Linked DNA regions of Mus musculus: regions 1 and 2 are each linked to region 3. A link is a loop called in an ENCODE intact Hi-C map of the cell type or tissue named here. Cell type or tissue: gastrocnemius. All regions are shown on one strand.

The links. A loop is a pair of places that touch in the nucleus more often than their neighbours do. Peaks named below come from ENCODE experiments on the same cell type or tissue, not always from the same donor. Only the 100,000 strongest peaks of a DNase experiment are listed, where the experiment ranks them.
Region 1: it touches region 3 in a loop (11-fold over the local background); 35 of 42 quality-filtered maps call a loop at or near these places.
Region 2: it touches region 3 in a loop (9-fold over the local background); 20 of 42 quality-filtered maps call a loop at or near these places.

Annotation. Positions count from the first base shown.
Region 1 is chr12:117,399,764-117,407,763 of GRCm38, forward strand. No RefSeq gene overlaps it. Among named protein-coding and RNA genes, the nearest start is that of Gm31482, 62 kb to the right of the region's middle. In gastrocnemius, a CTCF peak has its summit at 3,946 (motif pointing right); a DNase peak (open chromatin) is centred at 3,954; H3K27ac peaks cover 484 bases.
Region 2 is chr12:117,380,831-117,388,830 of GRCm38, forward strand. No RefSeq gene overlaps it. Among named protein-coding and RNA genes, the nearest start is that of Gm5441, 48 kb to the left of the region's middle. In gastrocnemius, a CTCF peak has its summit at 4,655 (motif pointing right); DNase peaks (open chromatin) are centred at 228, 4,666 and 6,371.
Region 3 is chr12:117,760,871-117,768,870 of GRCm38, forward strand. No RefSeq gene overlaps it. Among named protein-coding and RNA genes, the nearest start is that of Cdca7l, 79 kb to the right of the region's middle. In gastrocnemius, a CTCF peak has its summit at 4,175 (motif pointing right); DNase peaks (open chromatin) are centred at 4,166 and 4,569; H3K27ac peaks cover 2,552 bases.

The sequences.
Region 1 (8,000 bases), 360 kb before region 3:
CTTCAGCTAAGTTGCCTCACTTCTGTGAGCCTCTGTTTCCCCACCTGTCCAATGGATATTAACACTTATCCAACACAAAGATGCTGCTGTTATCATCTAAGAGGCTGTAGAAATTAACAGGTGTCATTTTCTTCTCAAACAAGTCACTTTCTAGTTGCCTTTCCTTGATGTAACTATAGTGTGTGTGTGTGTGTGTGTGTCCATGTTCTCTGTGTGTGACTCTATGTCTTTGTCTCTGTCTCTCCTCCCTCTGTGTCTGTGCTGTGTGTCCCTCTCTTTCGCTATCAATCTCTGTCTCCTGTCTCTCTGTCTCTCTATGACTCTGTCTTCTCTCATGTCTTCACACACATAGAGGGGGATATATATATATATATATATATATATATATATATATACACACATATATATATACATATATATATATATATTATGTATACAAGTAGTCTATTTGCATGTATGCATGCATGCCAGAAGAGGGCATCAGATCACATTATAGATGGTTGTGAGCCACCATATGGTTGTTGGGAATTGAACTCAGGACATCTGGAAGAACAGCCAGTGCTCTTAACCTCTGAGCCATCTGTCCAGCCCCCTTAAGATTATCTTATTTTATGTATATCAGTATTCTATCTGCATGTACACCTGTATGCCAGAAGAGGGCATCAGATCACATTATAGGTGGTTGCGAGCTACTCTGTGGTTACTAGGAATTGAACTCAAGACCTACTGAGCCTTCTATCTCTTTAGCCTGGTTGCTCCTTTTGGAGGCAGAACCTTTTTCAGATCTGTCTCCTCACTTCTAGAAGTTGGCTGGTAATCTTTCATATTATTCAGGTTATTGATGAATTGTCCCAGCCCCTGTCCTCATGTTTGTTTGCATGGTGTTCTGTGCTGACACCCATTTCTGTTTCTCAGTTACCCCTTTCCAGAGAGCTCAAAATACCTTCATATTAATTTAGTGACTTACAAATGCCCTATTTCCCAGGAATGGCATAGTTATAGGTACAAGAACTTAAGACTTACATTTCTTCTTGGAAAATATAATTCAGTGCATAAGTATATTGCAGACTTCAGCGTATCAGCAGTTTATTGATGAGCTGACACTGTCATAGTGCTAGGAAGAATCAACTTAATTTAGTATATTTGTGTGTAATACTTTGGCTGTATTGTATTCTCCTAAAACTAGTTACTAAACACTGACTGGGCTCCAGATAAGAATCATGGATAGAAGATAAAAAGTTCTTCCAACATTGACTACCCCGGGCCCTTGAGTGCCCAAGGCCTGTGAACCAAACTGGCAGATTCAAAGGATATAACTCCAAACCCTGGGAGCTAAGACCCCATCACTTCATGCTTTGGAAGCTGGAGACTTGAAGCTCTAAGTACTATAACTGAATTTGTTATTCTGGGTGGCTATTGTAACCCTAACACTGGCAGCTAAGAACCAAGGCAGCAGACAGCAGCTAGCAGTGGAAGGTGGTGCCTGTCTGTACTCAGACCTACAGCAACAAGTGTTACAGCTTTCTGGAGCTAAGAGCCCAGCCCTTAGTCCAGAGTTCTGAAAGCACTAAACACTAGGATTTGTTAGATCCTTGGAATTATCCCATCAACTGGAGCCCACCATTGTCTTCTCTGGCTCTTCCTATTCTTTGGTCTGTCTTCAGCCTGGGCTTTCTGGCTTCACTCTTCTCTACTTCTCCCATAATCTGTTGTATCCGGTTCCTGAGGAGTACAAAAGAGGGTGTCAGATTCCCTAAAACTGGAGTTACAGACAGTTGTGGGCAGCCATGTAAATGCTAAGAATTGAACCCAGGTCCTCTGAAAGAGCAATCAGAGCCATCTCTCCAGCCCCTCGAGTGCCCTCTTACCATGACTATAATTCAGCTGATGCTCTCACTGTCTTCTCTTGTGTTGCCCCATCAGCACATGCTACTAACAAAAAGTAGGCGGGAAAGATACTTTGTAGAAGCCTTTTATTGGCCTAATGTTGCAATTGTTGGGAGACACAGGAGGCTGTCTTCCAGTGAACTCCTAAAGTGAGCTGAATAGCCCACTTACACAGCTAGAAATGGAGTACCCAGAGTGTTGGCTCCAATCACAGACTAGTGATTCAGGCAAATTAAAGACCCTATTTGAACTAATCATGGGTCTTCTGTGGGGCCCCTTGGAGGAGTGCTCCTCTACCCTGGACTGGGGCAAAAAAGTCAGAGTCACATAGAGTGCACAGAGTCTGTGATGTTAAAGTAGCTGGTGCCTGCTGCCCAAACAGCAGTGGCTGATTCCAATGTAGCTTCCTCAAGAAGTCAAACAAGAGTTAAAAGTGCTGGTAGCTTTTCACATAAGGCTTCTGAGGCATGGGGGTGGGGAAGGGTATAACAGCTGTTAACCAGGGAGTAGAACCCAGAGCCAAATCTTAGCTTATATAAGGAGAAATTGAAATTAAAAGGAAAGAGTAAAAGCTAACAGTGTCTGGTACTCTGCTGATCCTGAGATTGGCAAGAAAGAAAGGATCAGATCCACAATTGTCCAAATTAGAGTAAGCTGTATTTGAGTGCACCTGGGACTTGCCAGCCTTGTCTCCCCATAAATTGAGGCACCCACTCCTCTTGAAGTTCCTTTTATAAGAAAGACGAGGTATTCACAGGGGAGAGAGGTTAGGTAGTTATTCATTGTTTAAAAAAGATACAATTTAAGAGAAGAAACACACCATTGCATACACTAGCAAGATTTTATTGAAAGGACGCAGATGTAGCTGTCTCTTGTGAGACTATGCCGGGGCCCAGCAAACACAGAAGTGGATGCTCACAGTCAGCTAATGGATGGATCATAGGGCTCCCAATGGAGGAGCTAGAGAAAGTAGCCAAGGAGCTAAAGGGATCTGCAACCCTATAGGTGGAACAACATTATGAGCTAACCAGTACCCCGGAGCTCTTGACTCTAGCTGCATATATATCAAAAGATGGCCTAGTCGGCCATCACTGGAAAGAGAGGCCCATTGGACTTGCAAACTTTATATGCCCCAGTACAGGAGAATACCAGGGCCAAAAAGGGGGAGTGGGTGGGCAGGGGAGTGGGGGTGGGTGGATATGGGGGACTTTTGGTATAGCATTGGAAATGTAAATGAGTTAAATACCTAATAAAAAATGGAAAAAAAAAAAAAAAAAGAGAAGAAACAAAGGCAAGGGTAGATACCTCGAGAATGGGGTCACAAGCAGTTTACATCAGACCTGACCTACAGGAACTTACTCTTTTTTTGTTTTGCTTTGCTTTGCTTTGCTTTGCTTTGCTTTGCTTTGCTTTGCTTTGCTTTGCTTTGCTTTGCTTTGCTTTGCTTTGCTTTGTTTTGTTTTTGGAGACAGGGTTTCTCTGTATTATAGCCCTGGCTATCCTGGAACTCACTTTATAGACCAGGCTGGCCTCAACTCAGAAATCCGCTTGCCTCTGCCTCCCGAGTGCTGGGATTAAAGACGTGTACCACCACGCCCGGCTTCAGGAACTTACTCTTAATTACAAGTAGAAAACTTATTTAGCAAGGACTTAACTCAGGGCAAACCGACTTAGCTAAGATTTAGCATCAACAAACAGAAACTTCTTTTTAACTAACACAACCCTTAACCTGCAAAGTATATTTTCTGTTTTAATCTCCCATCAACCTGTGAGGCATTCGTTCCTGTTCTATTCTTATATAACAATGTTTAAACCCTGCCCCCCTGTCACAGGAGAGGTGGGTCCCTCTGGTCCAAGAATGCTATACTGAGTATATGTAAGTAGCTAAGAAAACGCCTTATCTGCTTTTTCTGTGTTAAAAATAAAATCCCCAATGTCACCTTGGACGATTACAGGGGAGTGCAGCACTTGGTTTCTGTGGAATCTGCAGGGAACTGCTGGGAGGGTGAGAGCCACAGTCTTCTCCTTGTCAGGTTTGAGGCAGTTGTGAACAGCAGATGTCGCTATTGCCTGCTGCAATTGTTCATGCTCAACAAAAACATCCTGGGCAAAAGGAAGGCAGACATGCAACGGAGAAGCCTCATTCAAGCTGGCAACGGTTCACCTCATTCTCTAAACCCATTCTCTAAACTTTCATCTACTTGCAATTTTTCCACTGCAAAATGTGAAGCTGTCTTGGCTTGTTGCTGGTCTTGAGTCTCTTCACAATCTTCCTCATTCTGCTGTGTGCTGACCCAGAAGACAGCTGATAAGGATCCAATGAGTCAGAAATTAGGGGCAGAGCCTGTGGAGATGAAGTCTGTATTTCCCTGTGTCTAGGATGCTTCAGTCAACGTCAGTCTTCTCTTGGGGGCACTATTGGAGCCGCATCTATATGGATGTGGCTCCCCTGAAGTCATGGCCAGGCCTTCAAAGAAGGACTAGTCTTCTCCTTTTATTGGAACTAAGTTCCAAATTCCCCACTGGGTCTGCATTTCAAGGCTGAATTTCTCTTTTTAAAAGAAGGATCTCCTGTGACAGTAGAAAGAAAAAAAGGGGAGGTGTAGTTATTCAAATGCCCCCTGTTCCCACTGTCCTGCACTTAGCCTCTGGGTTGGCAAGAGTGCTTGTCCTTGTGAGGCCTGACAGATGGGAGGGAGTCACACCCTAAAGGCCATGGCTCAGATAATAAAGTCCCCTCGCTTTTTTTTCCTCCCCCATCAGACAATCGTGGACAAGCAAGGGGAAATCTGAGAACTTTCTCAACTAGGGGAAGGATGGGTGGGACCAGAAGAGGAAATGGCACTGGTTTGGATGAGGAACAGAACCTCAAAAGTCAATATACAGGGCAGCACCTGGAGGGAAGAGGAGGAAGGGCCAGGCAGAAGGGAAGCCAGGGTCAAGGACAGCAGTCTGGCCACCTGTTTCAGATGTGGGTGGAGGCACTCGCAGCTACAGCAGTTTCTGTGGCGGCTTGGTAGCAGATCATCTGTTCTCATAAACTGATTAGGCACATGCCATTGCCAGGGGAGGTGGCCCAGGTCAGCCCTGACGTAAGTTACTCACATAGATAAAGTTATTCATAGGATTTTCTCAGTTTTACACTTGTTCTACCTATATATTTCTCCCTTTGAAAAATATTATGTTGTGAATGCACAGCAAAATGTGCTCTGGTTTGTGTGCCTTTCTAAGTGTTTAAAAAAAAATACCATGTGACTGAGGAGCCCTCATATCAAACTGGACCTGCCATCAACACAACCTTGGGAAGCTCTGCGTGTAAGTTCAGATTTAGGTCCCTCAGAGCAGGATCACGCCCTCATGTTTGAGTTCAGTGGCCAAGAAACAAGTAATAGTCAATTAGTAGATAGTGATTATCCGTGAGACTTCCATCCTCACCTGTGTAGAAAGACAGTCTACATAGGTAAGACAGATGTCATCTACCTCTGTACGAAGCAGCCTTTAAGATGGAGGGAAGAGCCTTCCAGAATCTGCCTGGGAAAGCTAAGCAGGTGTAAGGATAGGATGCTCTCTGTTGCTGAGGATCTCGTGTGAGCCTGCAAACAGACACCCATAGAGGAAGTACAAATAGCCATTGACTAGAGAGAAATGTTGGTGCCCACTGAGAGAGGGAGAGTGCCCACTTGCCTTGACCGGATGCACTCTGAATGAGAGTGGACAGAGGAGTCATGATGGTTAATGCAAGGCAGAACCCTAGGAGAACAGGGTCAAATGAAAACTGGCTAGGTCTTGAGCAAGGGTGTGTGTTGAATTGAAAATAACTGACTGGATACCTGAGAGACTGGGAGAGGGGGACTGTGAACACCCTAGGGGTCCAGCACCAGAGGTAGCAGGCAACTCCCTGGGACAGGTCTGAGAGGGTTCTTCTGAGAGTAAGCATCCCAGAGGGGAAGCTTAAGCTTTGAGAGATGATAATGAGAACCAAAGAACCTTCTGTCCTATACCAGAGAGTAGAAGCAGGTGACAGGCTCAGGTCACCATGCTAAGTGAACTCAAAAGGGGCAGAAACAAGGCAAGGTCCTTGGGGCCTGGTTTGGGACACATCTCTTCAACCACTCCATCTCCCTGTCCCTTCCATTTTGCTGAAAGGCTAGGCATGGTTGCTACCACTGCCCAGGTACAGGGACACCCCACAGTGGCAACAGTGTGCCAGCCCCTTTCCAGTTAGATTTCCTAAGCAGACATTAGAAATTAGAATATCCCGTAGAGGTGTTTTATTTAGGGTTTCTATTGCTGTGATAAGCACCATGACCAAAGCAACTTGGGGTGGAATGGGTTTATTTGGTTTACACTTCCACATCGTAGTCCATCATTGAAGGGAGTCAGGGCAGGAACTCACACAAGGCACAGGAGCTGATACAGAGGCCATGGTGCTGCTTATTAGCTCCTTCCTCCCCCACAATTTGCTCAACTTGCTTTCTTATAGAACCCAGGACCCAGCCCAGGGTGATACTGTTAAGAATTCCTCTAGGCTTTGCCCAACAGTTGCCTAGCAACAGCTGCCTGCCAGGTATGCACCAGGAGCAAGGAGCCTGGCATATAAGAAGACCACTCATTACCAAGCTCTATCTCTCTGTCTTTCCATCTTTCTATGTGCCCATGTCTCTCTATGTCTCTCTGTGTGTATGTCTCTCTCTCCATCTACTCCTCCCTCCTCTTCCTATATGTCTCCGACTAGCCTCTTCCCCTCTTTCTATACTCCCCTCTCCTCTCTCTTTCTGTCCTTCTCTGTCCCCCTTTCCCTGCCTCTACCCATTTCCAGGTCCTTGATCTGCTCCCTAACTCCCTTCCCCCAATAAACTTCCTTTTGCACTAGGCCTGTCGCATGGCTGATTCCTCAAGGAGAACACTTTGGCCGGGGCCATACGACCCACGTTATAATTCATAACAGTAACAAAATTACAATTATGAAGTAGCAATGGAAGTAATTTTATGGTTGGGGATCAGCACAACATGAAGAGCTGTATTAAAAGGGTCACAGCATTAAGATTTGATACCACGACTGCCTTATAGTCTTGCCTTCGGTCAGATCTTATGGGGGCATCTTCTCAATAGGAGTGCCTTTTTAATCTGTATCCAAACCAGACTGCCCAGAGGATGACCTAAGCTTCATCCCCTTGTACTTTAGTTGGCTTCGGGTACACTCTCAAGACTTAGACAAACCACGGAGGTTATCGTGTTGTACTTCAGTAGGTACAGCAGGCTCTTGAGTGATACACATGCTGAGTTATTACTCTACTGCTCTGCTTCGTCCTGGTCCTGGAACCGTGGCTCTCAGAGTGAGCTGGGAAACCTCAAAAGTGTAACTCTCAGATCCCTTTTGAATCAGAACTCTGGGGATGGGGCAAAGCAACCTTCTTAACTAGGGTGGTTGGTGGATGAGTCACTTCCGCTCTAAGACTAAGAACGTGCGGGAGAGGACAACTGTCAAGAGGTGTAGTGGTGGTGTTAATTCTTTTAGAATATGCTGAGGACGGGAACTCACTCAGAGCCTATCAAATTCCTCTTATGAGTAGTTCCTACCCCTCTCCCTTTTATGCTTCAATGGTTGGGGAGAAAGTAAAGGTGTTTTGTGTCCCCTTATCCTCACATAGAACGAAAATACACAGACACAGGGACAGACAACTCTGGTGACTGCAGCATGTGAGATGATTTTTCTCCAAATGCCTGGTTGAGCAGGGTTCACTGTGATCCTTCTCCTCCATGGTGGGTACTGAATTGATTAGCAGTTCTCCTTGGGAAAACAAGAGCCCTGAGTCTATCAGGAGGACCCTTTGGTCACCGAGGATTCCTACATGTAGTCTTATTCCAGTAATCTTTCTTGACCCCAGTGAGAGTGAAAGAACGATGCCACTGGTAGACCAAAGCCAGGATGGTTTCCAAACGCCTTCCATCCTGGGTCCAGTTTGTATTCTTGATTTATACTCTAAACTCACAAGATGGAGCAGGGAGGGCAAGTAACAGGAGCTGACATGTCATTCATCAGGTTGTTAAGGGCAACGACCATTGTCTCAGCTATTTCTCCCGATCATTCAGATCCAGGTACCGATGAAGCT
Region 2 (8,000 bases), 380 kb before region 3:
GGTAACACATTTCCACTTGGGTTGTAAGATAACAATCCTTTATTTTAGGTAGCAGTTGGTTTTAAAAAATATATATCTTCCTGTTTCCAAGTAAAGGCCTATTAGTAAAGACGACATTAAACTGTTCTAAGTAGAGCTAATAACTGAACTTGGCTGGCCTGTTAATGAAGTGGGTTCATTTGTACGCTCTGATGGCGGTAGTCAATAGAGCCCAAGGAGACTTGCCCCAAGGGGCTCACTTCTTGGCAGCAGGATGTTGTTTTCCTTAGTAGGTCTTGATTAGATTAGATTCGTAAAGACAAAGTCTTTAAATCTTGATAATGTGTAGAAACCTTGCAAATTTCAAAAAAACGAAAATCCTGAGCTTTTCACACCCCACATATGTTACGTTTTTAATGAATGTGCCATGTTTGCATCGATAATGAGATCCACAGTTGTCTGCAGCACAGCTGTAAATATGAGTAAATATTAACCAGCTGATAAATATCTGGGAGTCTACAAGCGAAAGTATATGCTAACTGTAAGCATAGAGTAAATTATAGAAAGCTTGTTCTTAGCTTTTATGACCATGTGAGTATGGATGTGTGGTGTTTGTATGTGTGCCTGCAGATGCCTGCAGCATCCAGAGAGGGTGTTGGACTTCTTGGAGCTGAAGTTACAGGCAGTTGTGAGCTGCCCGGCAGGGGCATTAGAAATCAAACTCAGATCCTTTGCAAGAGCAGTATGTGTTCAAACTCCGAGCCATTTCTCCAGCCCATTATTAGCATTCTTAAACTCAGGAAATATAGTTTTGTTTGGTCTTCACTTCCTTATCTTTCATCAAAGATTAAGAGAAAAGATTTATGCTGGCAAGTTTATAACAACTTGGCACAAGGTAGAGTCATCTGGGAAGAGGGAACCTTTGTTGGAAAAAATGAGAAGGCCCTCACCAAAAGGCCTGTACACTTTCTAAGTTAGTGATTGGTGTAGGAGGGCCCAGCCCATTATGAGTGGTGCCATCCCTGGGCTGGTGGTCCTGGTTCTGTAAGAAGGCAGGCTGAGCAAGCCATGAGGAGCAGGCTAGTAAGCAGCATCCTCCATGGCCTCTGCATCAGCTCCTGCCTCCAGGCTCCCGCTCTGCTTCCCTGAATGATGGAGGAGTACAAGCTAAAAGATGAAATGAACTTTCTTCCCCAGTTGCTTTTGGCTATGGTGTTTTTTTTTTTTAATCACTACAATATAAACATTAAGTAAGATGAAATTTATATGTAATTGGCCAGAAAGTTATCTTTATGGCATTTCAGATAAAAATTTAAACAAGAACCAAGTTGTTTATTTCTATTACAACAAGCTTTCCTTAAAGTGTTGGTCTGCTCATAGTACAGTTTCAAAAAAACAAAACGTTTTATAGACCAAGATATTTTACTGGTAGTTTTTTATGAAGTTTGTTTGTTTGTTTTGCTTTAGGGATAAAATCTGAAGCGGCTTGATGTTTATTTAAGCGTATATTTGCTCTAAGATCTTTACAGTGACATCTGGCTTACAACAATTGTTAAATGGGCTCCTCTTATTTAGTAATCATATTTGATATGCCCCACAGATACAAATTTTATAACCTTTTAAAATCCTGAGGGTCTAAATACATGCGGTCTATTGTGAATGTCCTTTTTATATGCTATTAAAAGAAATCCGGCCGGGCGTGGTGGCACACACCTTTAATCCCAGCACTCGGGAGGCAGAGGCAGGTGGATTTCTGAGTTCGAGGCCAGCCTGGTCTACAAAGTGAGTTCCAGGACAGCCAGGGCTATACAGAGATCCAATCAGGCTGCTAAGTCACCGGGCTCTGTGTGTCCTGTAGTCAATTGTTGTGTTCGGCCAGCAGACCACAACCTGGGTTCTTGTGGCCTTAAAGTTTGTTCTGAAGAGGGAGCTGCATTTGGTAAAGGGATTAGTGGCATTTTGCATTTGTTTGTGGATTCCACATACAACGCAGTCATTAAAAAGAAATTATTCAACATGAGAAGAGTCATGAATAAAACAAACATTTCCTTCCTCCTCTTTCTTGCTCAACTTGACCCTGCCTAGTAGTGCTGTGGAGTGTTGCCCTTTTCACAGAGCATGGCTTGTCATTCCCAAAGCTAGAGCCTGCATCTAAGCCTGCTGCTGGCCTGCCTTCCTCACCGCCCTCCCCCACCCCCGCAACTAATTCATGTGTTGAGGTTTTGGTGGATCTCACCATGGGAATTTGAGGTATCTGTGGGCACGTATAGAAGCTGGGGTTCTGAGGTCTCTTTTGTGGCTCTTGTTCAGCACCAGACCCACATCCCACCTACTGCATGTGGCCAGAGTCTGAGCTTCTGTAGGCCTGAAGGCAAAGCCCATCAGCTTATTGGCAGTATCCAGAGCTGAGCCTCTGTCAGTCTTACTGTGGCCTTGGTTGGTAAGGTCATGTATCTGTTAGCTTTAATGACAGGAAAAATTAGAGAGGCTTTTTTTCAAGATAGAAAATGGGCTGCCAGAGAGATTAATTCGTCAGATGAACACAGATTCTGACTCTTCTGGTAAGTATCATTCTAAAGACTAAAATTCCTTTTGTGCTTAAAATTCAGCTGAGAGCAACAGCTCTCAAAGCTGTTCTCCAGCTACTCTCTGAACCAGCTCCCGACAGGAGGCCGGAGACTAGCCTCAGCTTTACAATTTGCATTTGAATAAAGTACCTAGACTTCCCCAAAAGAAGTTCTGCTTTCCTACTTTCTCACTGTCTTTCAAGATTTTGTCTTTCAAGCAGGTAAATCAACATTCCCGAGGCGGACCAGTGGATGTGCATCCCTGCCCCCCTAGAGCACACAGGTGGCAGCTGTTACCCCCAGTCTCAGGACATTTCCAGCATGTGGCTTTCAGTCTGAGTTAAAAATTAGGTTTACCAAGAGGGCTAGAAAAGTAGATATTTCTATATTAATAAAGATTGGTTTTTATTTTGATAGACAGGCTTAGCCCCTTAGCTGACCTCTGGCTTTTCACCCTTGCTGTTACTGCAAGGTGTCCTTAGCTCAATAGGCTGTGGAAAAAACAGGGATGAGGAAAAACGACTTCCAGCTCCTATTTTAGCCACAAATCGTGGTGTTACTAACGACATAATTCTTGCTTAGGCTTTGCTAATTCTGAGGTTGATAATTCTCCTTTAGGAGCTGCACAGCACTCAAAACTGTGCATACTGGTTTGTGATTGTACAAATTCAGTATGGGCACCGCTTGGTGCAGAGATACTTACTGCAAGGGAAGGTCCGGCTTGACCATTTCTGAGTTTCCTGTGAGATAAACCCGGTTTGAAAGAGGTTGGTACCAAATTTTGGTTAAAAATAAAAAATATTTTCCGGCTCTACCTCGCCTCCCCAAAAGGTACCGAGAGCCACATGTGTGGGTTTTACCCACGGGAGGAATCGGGTCCATGTCCACCCAAGCCAAGGTTAAAAGCCCACTCATCTACGGATGAGAAAATCATTTGATCACCTCAGTTAAGCGTTGCCTTATTTAACTTAATTAATAGGGGGGAGAGAGATTGGAGACGTACTATTGAAAGGGCAAGCCCTTCACTGCCTCCCACCCAAATAAAAGAGCCGGTCGAACGCCTTCTCCCTGTTTCCCACCTATCTTCCAAAAATGCGGAGGAATATCAACTTAGTGCTATTTTCACATCGTTCAGTCAAACTTAGCCAGAGTTCCAACGCCCTACTTAAAATTCAACTAGAAAGTTACCTACCAAGTACTAATTAGCATTATAAAGTCAGAGTCTGCAGCTCCAGGCCTTTCAGTTAGTTGTTTACTAGAAAGGACAGTCTTAAGCCAGATACAGTTTACCATAAGAAAGGTTAAAGAATCCCAGTGAAGCAAGTTTTTTCTTTAGCCCTAGATTCCAGGCAGAACTATTTGAGCATAGATAATTTTTCCCCCTCAGGCCAGCCTTTTCTTTTTTTTTTTATTATTTTGTTAATAATAGGGAGGAGATGTAGTCTCCCCTCCCCCAGCCTGAAACCTGCTTGCTCGGGGTGGAGCTTCCTGCTCATTCGTTCTGCCACGCCCACTGCTGGAACCTGAGGAGCCACACACGTGCACCTTTCTACTGGACCAGAGATTATTCGGCGGGAATCGGGTCCCCTCCCCCTTCCTTCATAACTAGTGTCGCAACAATAAAATTTGAGCCTTGATCAGAGTAACTGTCTTGGCTACATTCTTTTCTCTCGCCACCTAGCCCCTCTTCTCTTCCAGGTTTCCAAAATGCCTTTCCAGGCTAGAACCCAGGTTGTGGTCTGCTGGCCGAACACAACAGTCAATAAAGGACAATATTGTTCCTTTCATCCACATTTCAAAAAAATCTAGAATTAAAGAGCTTAATACAAGATACATTAATAAACCTTTTTGAAAGAGGTTCTTGACTGTACTGTTGGTAAACACATGAAAGCTAAGTCACGGCAGAAGGTACATTTATAGATATGTGTGTGAGAGCCAGAAGTTGGGGGATGAAACCTCTGAAATCACCGACAAAAATAAATCCTCTCCATTTTTAAGATGTTCTGTCATAGTGACCAACAGCCTAACAACATACTAGGCAAGCAAGTGACCTATACACCTTCCCAACTCAGAAAGAGGGGTCTTACCGTCATTGCCAGCACAGCATCCTGCCACTAGATGGCGGCACAGGACAGGTTTTGATATCAGCTCCCCTTGCATTGGATAACAGTTTTTCATGTCTTTCTCCGTTCTCATGTGCTTTCCATGGCTTTACAGAATCTACACAAAATTAGCAGTGGATGGTCAACTAGATGAAACAACATGCCAAACCTCACATTAAGTAATGCTCAAGAAAAATGGTGGGGTAATAACCACTCTAGAAATTGGATTTTTTTTTTTAATTGTCCTTTTCAGTTCCAATTCCATACAAGAAATACCTTACCAATGACAGAGAAACCTCTCTAGGACCCTTTTCCATGGCACTAGAAAACTGGAACAAGAACCCAAAATTTGTGAATTTTATGACTTATCTGCTAGCTTAGCTGAATCTACGTAGATGTGTTTTCTGGCTTTGGTTCCACCCTTTCACAGATTGCAACACTATTTTGAGGAAGGAGGAGGCCAACTGAAAATAGCTCTCTAATTTTTGACAAAGCTGTAAATAAATCTATGTTGTGTTGTTATTTATAGTGTTTTACAGAGGTCAAAAGACAATGGATCCCCCTGGGACTGGACTTACAGATGGTTATGAACCACCCACCATAAGGTTGCTGGGTGCTGAACTTAAACTCTCTGCAGGAGCAGCAAGTGCTCTTAACCACTGAACCATTTCTCCTATGGAGTTGGTTGGTTGGTTGGTTGGTTTTTGAGACACAGTTTCACATAGCCCCAGGCTAGTGTTAAATTTACTGTTTAGCCAAGGCTAGCCATGAACCCCTGATCTTTAGGTCCCAGATCCTGAAAGTAACAGGTATACACCACCACATCTAGCATAATATATGGCTTTATTTTTTAAAAAAAAATAGAATTTCAGACATGTGTGGTAGTGCACACCTTTAATCCCAGTACTCGGAAGGCAGTCACAGGTGGATCTCCATGAATTCTAGGTCAGCCTAGACTACATAGCAAGTTACAGGACAGCCAGGGCTACATAGAGAGGTCTTATTTCAAACAACAATAGCAACATTTAAAAATTAAAAGTACAGAATAAGGTCTTGTGTATACCAGGCTAGACTCCATAACCAAGGACAGCCTTGAACTTCTGATCCTCCAACCTTTACCTCCCCAGCGCAGAGGTTACAAGTGTGGTGGTCTCACCCAGTTATACAGTGATGGGATGCCTTTGTATTAACTGAGCTATGTCCTTATGTTATTTTCAACTGATGTGGGAAAGTGGCTGGACCAGAGCCGGGAGCTCTGGGAAGAGAGGCAGATAAGGAACATTGTGGGGGATTCAGAAGCCCCTTCTTCTAGGGCTAGCCCTCCAAAATCCTCTGTGGACAAGGATCAACAGTGTGCCTTATGACAAGGGGACATTCTCAGGGCAAGGCTCTAGCATAACCCAGGACAGCAAAGGTGTTGAGTTTTGAGCTGAGATAAAACCTGGGCAACTGGCTCCAAGCTGGGGAGTGGCTACATGCTTGCCAGGGCTCTGAAAATGCTTCTTAACTTTTTCTGAGGAAGAGAAAAAGAAGCATCAGGACTTAAAGGAAAACATTCCATCACCAGCTCCCTTAGTTTAATCTGGTTAGACCGGGACATCTGCTAGCACATTCGTGTTGCATGTCATTTTAAAACATGCCTCTGCCTTTGCCCAGACCACAGACCGCGCTACCGACTTAGCTCCAAGAATGGCCAGCTTCCGCCTTTGCCGGGAGCTGCGATCGCACTCTCAGCCTATCCAGGCTTAGTTTTGCCAAGCTGCCATCAACTGCCCTGGTTTTTCTCTTTCTCTGCCCACCTTTGCTCTGCAGATGGAAATCACTAGACAGCTTTATTATTTTAAAACTTGCCAGATAGCACATTTGTTGGGCATAGCACCTTCTGCCCTAACCTTAACAGCTAGTCTCTATCAGCCATCTGCTGGTGAAGGAGGCCAGAGCGTCTGCCCTTAATTTCATAAGGTCGTGACCTCATGGACACAACACTATATACCGGTAACAACTCAGGGCTACAAGGCTTCCCAGGAGATACCTACATTCTGGTCTTCAGTTCTTTGCCTAGGCTATCATGGTACTTCCTAATGTTCTGTATGTGGATATAGCTAGGAGCTGAGTTAGAGACAGCCACCGCTGACGGGCATGACAGGAGTCCTGAAGGGAGTCATGGACCCTTCAGTTCCAGGCAAACAAAAGGAATCCCATGCTTGTAGTTTGAAGGTGTTTGGGGGAGTTCCACAGTGTGTGACCTAGCCCACTATGCTGTGAATCACAAGGCAGTTAGTTCAAAGTGGTTTTTAGCCTGGATATGGAGGTGGAACTATACTTACAACTTTGGGGCAGAAGATGGAGTGAGGCACTGGAAGGCCACTGCACCCTGTTCAACTCTCTACACAGAGAAAACTGCAAAGAGGAGATGGCCTGATTTGGGGGAGACAAAGGGAACGTGTGAGGCTGACGGTGACCTAACAAGAAGGAGGGAAGGAAGCCCCAGACCAATGAGAAGCCCCATTTCTTAAAAAAAAGGAGAAAGAGACCTAAGCACCAACACCCAGGGTCATCTACTGACCTCACACAGGCACATCATGTGTGCATGTATATACTGACACCTGCTCCTTTCCCCACATACATGGTAAACCTTGAGCCAGCCCTAAGAGAATTTTCCACGAGGACATAATAAAAATCATCAACCCTGACTCTCTCAAGGCATCATGGTCCTGCTCTGATGCTCCATATGTGCCAGGTCTCTTTTGACTTAATCACTTTGACAGAGGTTGGTTCCAGTAGAATCCTCATGGCCCTTTCAGCCATTATAGGCTTTTTGGCTAAATCTGCTGATTAGGAAGTTGATTGGTGTACCTTCAAATCCTGAACTTGGAGCAACACTGCAGTGAGTGGGAGAGGGATGGATGAGATGCCCCATGCCAGTACCCCAGGAGCTGCTGCTCAGTGCTTTCACATCTCTGGAGACTCCTGTCAGTTAAGGGAAAGAACTACCTGGGAAATTTCCATTTTCTCTCCCTCCTGCTGTACTTGTGGTTAGTTCTGGAGATCTGTGGAGAAATTCTCATTCGCTAGGCTTGCTTTGAGAAGTCCTCCTAGGACACCAGTTCTAGCTGAGAGGCCAGGTATTGCCCGACTTGGTTCATGTTTATGCCTAACATCCATGTGTCGTTCCTCCCTAGACAGTCCAAACTGCATCTTTGTTGGCTACTCATTGACTTAACACACATCCATTACCTACCATCCTGCCTCTATTATGGCTTATACTGATTGTGCCCACCTTGTCTCTGTTCCATAAGGAGTACCACCTAACCTTACCACACCAGAATTAGGTTATTTTTCATGAGACCAG
Region 3 (8,000 bases):
TAAGGTTCCTGAAGTAAGACACCCCTGTTACTGGAGTCAGCTGGAATTTCTCTTACCCAAACAGAGCAAGCAGCTGTCTTTCCAGTGCACAAGGAAGATGCACTTGATATGACAGACAGTGCACAGTCAGGGTCAAGGACTCTAATATGAGGCCTCTGAGGAACATGCTTCAAGCCCTGTGTCAACAGGACTTGGAGCTTACTGCTTGGTTTGGTCTCTCTAATGGCTTAGGAGGAACAGGGGCTACTTCAGCTCCTAATTACCCACCCCTCTTCTTGGTCCTGAGCCCTCCATGAGTCAGTTAGGATTTCCTAAGGTGAGATTTGTGAGCACAGGGTCACTGCATTCTCCACAGCAGTCCCAGAGCAAGCTCTGAGGCCACTTCCTGAGCCCATTGCTCTTATCCATCTGGGCTAGCTTTTTAGCTTCTCTCTCATTGTGCTTGCATAACAGGGTTAAAATGCCCCCACTGCCCCTCACTGCCCTCCACTGCCTTCCAAAGCCCCCCCCCCCCCCCACTCTCCAGGGAAGGGAATCTCCCTGATGCCTAACCACACCTTTATCACTCACTATCTCCTGCTATTGCCTCACCAAATGTCAGATGTTGCTGGGCCTGGGAATTCTTCCCTGGGAAGAGAACCAGGTTCTGCTGTGGAGTTTCCCAGCATCTTGGGAGTCTCCATCATGAAGTAGGTAATAGGAATGTCCAGCAATCCAGGCTGGCCTTTCTGCTAAAAGATTCTGAGAGGCAACCCCAACTTTGGAGGCCACCGTGCCTGACATCATGCCCATGAGAAGTTCTGAGCTGCTAGATCCTTCTACTCATGTGCACCTGCAGGGTCTAAGGTGTCAGCATGGCTGGAGTCTAATTTCTATCCAGAACCTTTGGAGAAAACCCCTGGAGTAGTCCTCACCTTCTTCAGAGTCCTCATGAACCATGATCACATAACACACACTGACAGCACAACTGAAGTCTCAAGCACAGTCACTGGCAGGAAAGACTGCTGCCATGGCAACATCGTTGCTAAGCCCTACAGCAACAGTGACTCCCACATGCCTCAGAGCTCTTAAACCAGGGGTGGTGAGGTGTGCCACCATCCTTTCAAGCCCAGTTTGCAGAAATGAACTTGACCTCTGACATCCCTTGTTTGCTGTTTGGGTAAGAGAAATTCAAGCTGCTGTTAGTAACAGGGTGCCTCACTTCAGGATCCTTAGCAAGCCCAAATCTGTAAGACCCTCACTTCTTCCAAGTAACTTTTGAAAGGAAGTAGACAGACTGCTTATGATGGTTCCCAATGATCTCAGAGAATGGGACCCAATACTGTGCTCGCTGCCCTGAAGTCTGTTCTACAGCTAGATCACTGGGTTTGCTCAACTTCCACCGGACTCTTCTTTATCGCCACTGGCCATCCTGAGTTCAATCCTCACTTAAAAGTCGTCTCAGTAACTCTCCCTCTGGTTCCTCTTCTCAACTCCATTCCCTACAGTAATGTCCACACTACCTTCATACACCCAACATCGCCCTTTCCAAAAACAGGAATCGCATCTCGTTTCTCTCCAGACCCGCCTCTTCAGTGACACTTTGTAGATGGCAAAACTGAGCCTCAGCTGCAGAGCCTTTCTATCCCCTGAGCACCTCTCCCAAGTCAAACAGATAGACACCCCAGCAGACCAAAAATCTTGGTGCCCTCTAAAACATATTCTACATGTAAAAGTAATGTGATTCTTGCTATTTAAAATGCCAATTGTCTTAGGGTTTCTATTGCTCTGACAAAATACCATGACCAAAAGCAGCTTGGGGAAGAAGGGATTTATGTTCAGTAGCATCCCTGGTTGTCAGGGCAAGAACTCAAGGCATGAACCTGGAGATAAGAACTGATACACAGTCCATGGAGAGACGCCTCTTACTGCTTGTTTCTTATTGTTTACTCCTGTTCTCTTATAGTACCCAGGCCCACCAGTGGTACCACCCACAGTAATGTGTGCACCACCACCCCACCCTCCTGCATCAAACATCAATGAAGAAAATGCACCATGGGCTTGCCCACAGGTCAGTTTGGTGGAGGCATTTTCTCAATTGGGATTCCTTCTTCCAGAATGACTCTAAATTATGCCAAACTGACATAAAACTAGCCAGTATGCCTATGGGGAAAAACAAACAAAAAAACAAAAAAACAGGCACCAAATGTTTGTTGAATAAGTAAAGATATTTGAATATACATACTAGTCAAAGGTACTAAACTGTAGTGTGTGTGTGTCTGTGTGTCTGTGTGTGTGAAGGATCATGAGTCATGAGATCAACTAGTTTTGAACACAGTACAAGCCATAGAAGAGATCTGCACTGGGAGTCATTAAGAGCCCTTGTTGTTTATGGTTTTAAGCTGGTGTAGACCTAGGCTTGCCTCTGTAGGTTGGTTTGGGGGGGGGGGTTGTTTTTGTGGCTTGACTGCTGTAAGAAATAACTGATTGTACTCCTTTGTGTTCAGTTGGCCTGTGCCTGGCCTCTGAAGGAGCAGGAAGGGAAAAGGGAGGAGGCTGGAAAGGAAGGCCTTGCCCCTTCCTGCCCTGTGCCCAGTGCTGATTCAGCGCTCTTGTGAGGGGCGTAGTCTGCAATAAAATACACATAAAAGCCCTAGGAACCAGCACACCAACACACCAGGGCCTGCTCCCTTAACACAGGGAGGGCATGGTATAGCAGAGAGAGGAGCAGTCCACAAAACAAGACTAAGTCTAACAGTATAAACTTTCCTCGGGGAGACTGGGACCCAAAGAAAATGAGTATCCCCAGTGCTGAGTTCTTATTAGAGGCAGTTGCTTGTAAAGATGCCATGCCATCATTAAAGCATGTTTACAGGGAATAGAAGGTCCTGCTTAGCAGAGCAGCAGGGAGAACAGAGGTGAGGAAATGCAGATAGAAAAAGATATAGGACATAAATTCACACAATGAGCACACAGCAGGACATGCTCAGTGTCCTTGCAAGGGGTGTGGTTCTCGGGCAAGTCCTACCACCATTGAATGTACACTGTTGGGGCCAAGTCCAGGACCCTATCCCTGGGTGTGCATGTGAATGTGTGTGTGTGTGTGTGTGTGTGTGTGTGTGTGTGTGTGTGTGTGTGTGTGTATTCTCAGGGCTAACCTTTTGGTGTTGAATAACTCGTTGGTGTGCTTTCTCTTGGAGAATATGTTTCTCCTGCTCTCAGCATTCCTTAGTTGTCTGCAGACCTTGTATAGGGCTGAGCCCCTTGGGTCTCCTCATTCACCACATTACATACATGTTATTGTTTGTGTTCAGCTCATGTTCAGGTGATCAAGATGGTGAGACTCTGTGGTCTAGCTTCTGACATTCCTAGGAAACACAATCTCGCAGAAAACTCCCTGATCCTCTGTCCCTTATAATCTTTCTGTTCCCTCTTCTGCAATGATTCCTGAGCCTTAGGTGTGAGAGTTGTTTTATAGATATAGATATCCATTGAGACTGGGCTCCACACTCTGTATTTTGATTGGTTGTGGTTTTCTGTAACGGTCTTCATCTGTTGCAAAGAGAAGTTTCCTTGATGAGAGGTGAGAACTATATTCCTCTGCGTCGATAAGGAAAAACAGTTACAATGTATTTAGAGAATATTTAGTAAAGTGGTGATTGTAGGTTCAAGACCCATGTTGTCACTAGCCCTGGGAAGTTGGCTGGGTTTCCATCAGTAGGCATGGCTTTCCTCTTGTTGATCAGGTCCTTTTTTTGCTTCTTGAATGTTAGAAGTTTTGATGTTGATGATGATGTTTTGGGTTGGTTGGTTGGTTTGTTTTCAAGACATAATTTCTCTGTGTATTCCTGGAAGTCCTGATACTCACTATGTAGACCAGGGTAGCTCAAACTTTAGATCCTTTCAGCTCTGCCTTCCAAGCACTGAGATTACGGGCATGTGCAATGTAGCCTAAGCTCAAACTCATTTTTAACCTGAAGATAAGGTTAAGTCCTTGGTCCCCCTTCCACCACCTTCAAAGTCTGGGGTTGAAGATCCAGTTTGAGAAAGTTCTTGTCCACAATGTATTTATTTACTGAGGCACCGGATACTCAATTGCTGATAACATGCTCTTTGCCCCAATAATAACTAAGACATTTGCGACATCTGGTGGACGTATACTGGTCCTGCGCATAATTTACGTGAGAAATTGTGTTCACAGAGGGCCTGGTTAAATCAAATGACACAAGGGGGCGCTGTTCTATCTACAAAGCCTGTGTCAGCTCTGCAGCTGTACTGGGATGTGGCCCTGGAGGTTACTCTGCCTTTCTTTTTCTTTTTTTTCGTTCCTTTTTCTTTTCTCTTCTTTCTTGCCTTTTCTTTCTCTTTCTTTCTTTCTTTTTTTTTTCAGTGCAACACACTTTTTCTTTCTTAAACACAGGTGTCTAAGTGTAAGAGGCCTAACTGGAAAGGGTCTCCTTGGAGCTGTCAGCAAGGAGGATGGGTCACCTCAGGCTTCAGCATTCTCCTAGCCCACCACTCACCCTCTGGGGGAATGAAGATGCCTGCCTGGCTCCCTAGAGCTGCATCTGCCCTGCAGCCTGCCAAAACCTCACTTCTGGTTGCTTCCTGACCCTAGCTACACCCTATGGAGACACATATGGTCATCCTGGCTGGGCAGCATTGACTTACAGGCTAAACTCAGGGCTCCACCCATGAGCTACACAATGTCCTATCTCTGTGGAGCACTGAATGTCACAGGGGTGGACTTCCCCTGTCTGCATTCTGCGCCTCTTCATTGAAATGACTCTTCTTTATTGCCATCCAGTCCCTGGATGCTCATCGTGGACCCTTGGCATCTCTCCCCCTCAGGAGAGACCCTCCTTACAACCAAGCAGCTCATCCCCAGCCAAGTGAGGACATCTGAAATAGGCAGCCTCCTCCGGACATCAACCTGTCTCCATGCACCCAATTAAAAAAAAAATGATAGGAGCTCGTGTGATTATTGGAAGAGCCATGGTAACTGTCACAGATTTGGGTAAAAGACACGGTTTTCTATGAGTGATGACCATATATGGGAGCATAATGATGACCTGCCTAACTGGGGTCAAAAGCTGGTGGACCTGTTAGGGTGCCATGGGAGCCCTCTCAGACTCTTCCCAGCATCCTGGTGTCTCTCTATCCCTGGAACTAGGGCCCATCCCAGCACACTCCTGAACACAAATTATAATGGTGAATGGAGTAGGGTTTCCACAGCTACACCTGAAGCTAGGGCACCATTAGCCCATCCTTCCTTAAGGCTTGGGAACAGAGTTCTCAGAAGAGATCAGATGAGGCTCAGCTGTGCAGTCTCATGGGCTAGGATGCGAAGAATTCATCCCCTGCTCTGCCCTGCCAGAGCAGCAAGGACCAGAAGCACAAAAATTACATTGGGGAAGGCTTTCTTACCTTCCTCCTCCCCTTGACTTGACAGCAGGTCTAGAAGAGAGAAACCCTCAACTTCCATCATTCAGGCTGCTGTGCAAGACCAAAGTTTGCTCTTCCAGATTGGTTGTTCTGTGATGTGGGTGGAGTTTGTGACCACTCTCATCTCTTCTTTCTTCTCTCTTCTCCTCTCCCCTCCCCTCCCCTCCCTTCCTCTCCCCTTCCCTCCATTCTCCTCTCCTCCCCTACCTCCCTCTCCTCCCCATCTCTTCTTTCAGAGACAGGGTTTCTCTGTGTAGCCTTAACTGTCCTGGAACTCACTTTATAGACTAAGCTGGCCTTAAACTCCAAGATCTACATGTCTCTGCCTCCCTAGTCCTGGAATTAAAGCCATGGGCTACCATGCCCAGCTGTGGCCACACTTTTCAACAAGGCCACTGTCCAAATGCTACCCAGCCTCCAGGGCTAGAAAAAACTCCATTTTCTATTGTGCACAAAGACCACTAAGGACCCAAGACAGAGCACAAATAGGGTCTTGAAGTCAAGAGATAGATGGGGATGAGCAGGCAATTGAGAGCAGCAGAAAGTGGGTGTGGAGCTGTCCCTTCTCTGCCTGGCCATGCCTGGCCACTTTGAACAGTCCTTCTATTTTGGAGATACTAGATGTCTTAGTTAGGTTTTATTGTTGTGAAGAGATACCATGACCAAGTCAACTCTTAGAAAGGCAAACACTTAATTGGGGCTGGCTTATACTTTCAGAGGTTTAGTCCATTATTATCATGGTAGGAGTCATGGCAGCATCCAGACAGACATGGTGCTGGAGAATGAGCTAAGAGTTCTACAAACAGGAGTCTATCTTCCACAGGCTGTGAGGAGGAGGTTCTCTTCCACACAAGGCAGAGCCTAAGCATAGGAGGAGGCCTCAAAGCCCACTGTCTTAGTTAGGGTTTTACTGCTGTGAACAGACACCATGATCAAGGCAAGTATTATAAAAACAACATTTAATTGGGGCTGGCTTACAGGTTCAGTCAGAAGTTCCGTTCATTATCATCAAGGTGAGAGCATGACAGTATCCCAGCAGGCATGGCGCAGGAGGAGCTGAGAGTTCTATGTCTTCATCCAAAGGCTGCTAGTGGAAGACTGACTTCCAGGCAACTAGGGTGAGGATCTTATACCCACACCCACAGTGACACACCCATTCCAACCAGGTCACACCTATTCCAACAAGGCCACACCTTCAGATGGTGCCACTCCCTGGTCCAAGGATATACAAACCATCACACCCACTTACATGGTGACATACTTCCTCCAACAAGGCCACACTTCCCTGTGGGCCAAGCATGCAAACACATGAATCTATGGGAGCCATACCTATTCCAACCACCACATCGGAATTGTTTTGATCTGAGGTCTAATTGTTGTGGGACCAGCCACATGGGACAGACAAACAGGAAACAAGGCATCCTACCAAGTGACAAATGGTGGACTCTATAGCCAGGTATAGTGGGTCATACCTGTAATCCTGGAACTTGTAGGGCAGAGGGAAGATTGCTGCTAGTTCAAGAGAGCCTGTGCTACACAATTTCAGACCTGACTGTAACAGACTGAGACCTGGTCTCAAAGCATATTAAGTTAACTGAATTAAACTAGTACTTTCTGCATTTCTTAATTCTACATAAAGCCCTTTCAATATGAAGCACATTCCTTTTTCACATGCTATATTTTTAAAAAAATGAATTACCATGATGGGTGGTGCACACCTTTAATCCCAACACTCAGGAGGTAGAGGCAGGCAGATCTCTGAGTTTGAAGCCAGCCTGGTCTATGAGCTAGTTTCAGGACAGTCAAGGCTATACAAAGAAACCCTATTTCAAAAACAAAGAAACAGTTATCCATCTCAGGGATTTCTATTACATTTATCTTCTTATTCCTTATGTATGTATTTTGTGTGCATGTTAGGTGTGGGTGTGGGTGTGCGTGTGCAGTGGTGAACACATGGAAATTAGAGGACAGCATGTAGGAGTGCGTTCTCTCCTTCCACCATTCGGGTTCCTGGGACTAAACTCGGGCTGTCAGATGTCAGCAGCAAGTGCCTTTACCTGATGAGCCACCTCGATGGCCTGTAGGGATTTGCAAATGAAGGAAATACTGGTAATTCTGAGCTTCTCGGTAACTTCACCTAGAAACTAAACATTGTCATCTTCTTTTATTTGCTTTTCTCATTATTGGCTTTGTCTTGTTTTGGTTTTTGTTTGTGAGACAAGATCTCACACTATGTATCCCAGGCTAATCTAGAGATCCTTCTTTGGCCCCCTGAGTGCTGACCATCCCAGGATGGGAAGCTCTGATTTGGAGGCGGGAGAACACAGCCAGTTCCTAGGTTTGTGGGCTTAGCTGAGTCCTTTTTACATCATAATTTTGTCATCTGTGGGATTAATCTATAAGTTGACCAATTATCCCAGTTTACCTAGGTGGAAACATTTCTTAGGACACAGGAAATTTCTGAGATAAAACCCAGAAAGTACGCCTAACGAGTGTATCATCTGAAGAAAAGATGAAGAAAAGAAACGATGCATCGAAAGTGGCCTGGGTCTCACAGCTTCCTTCTCAACACAGCT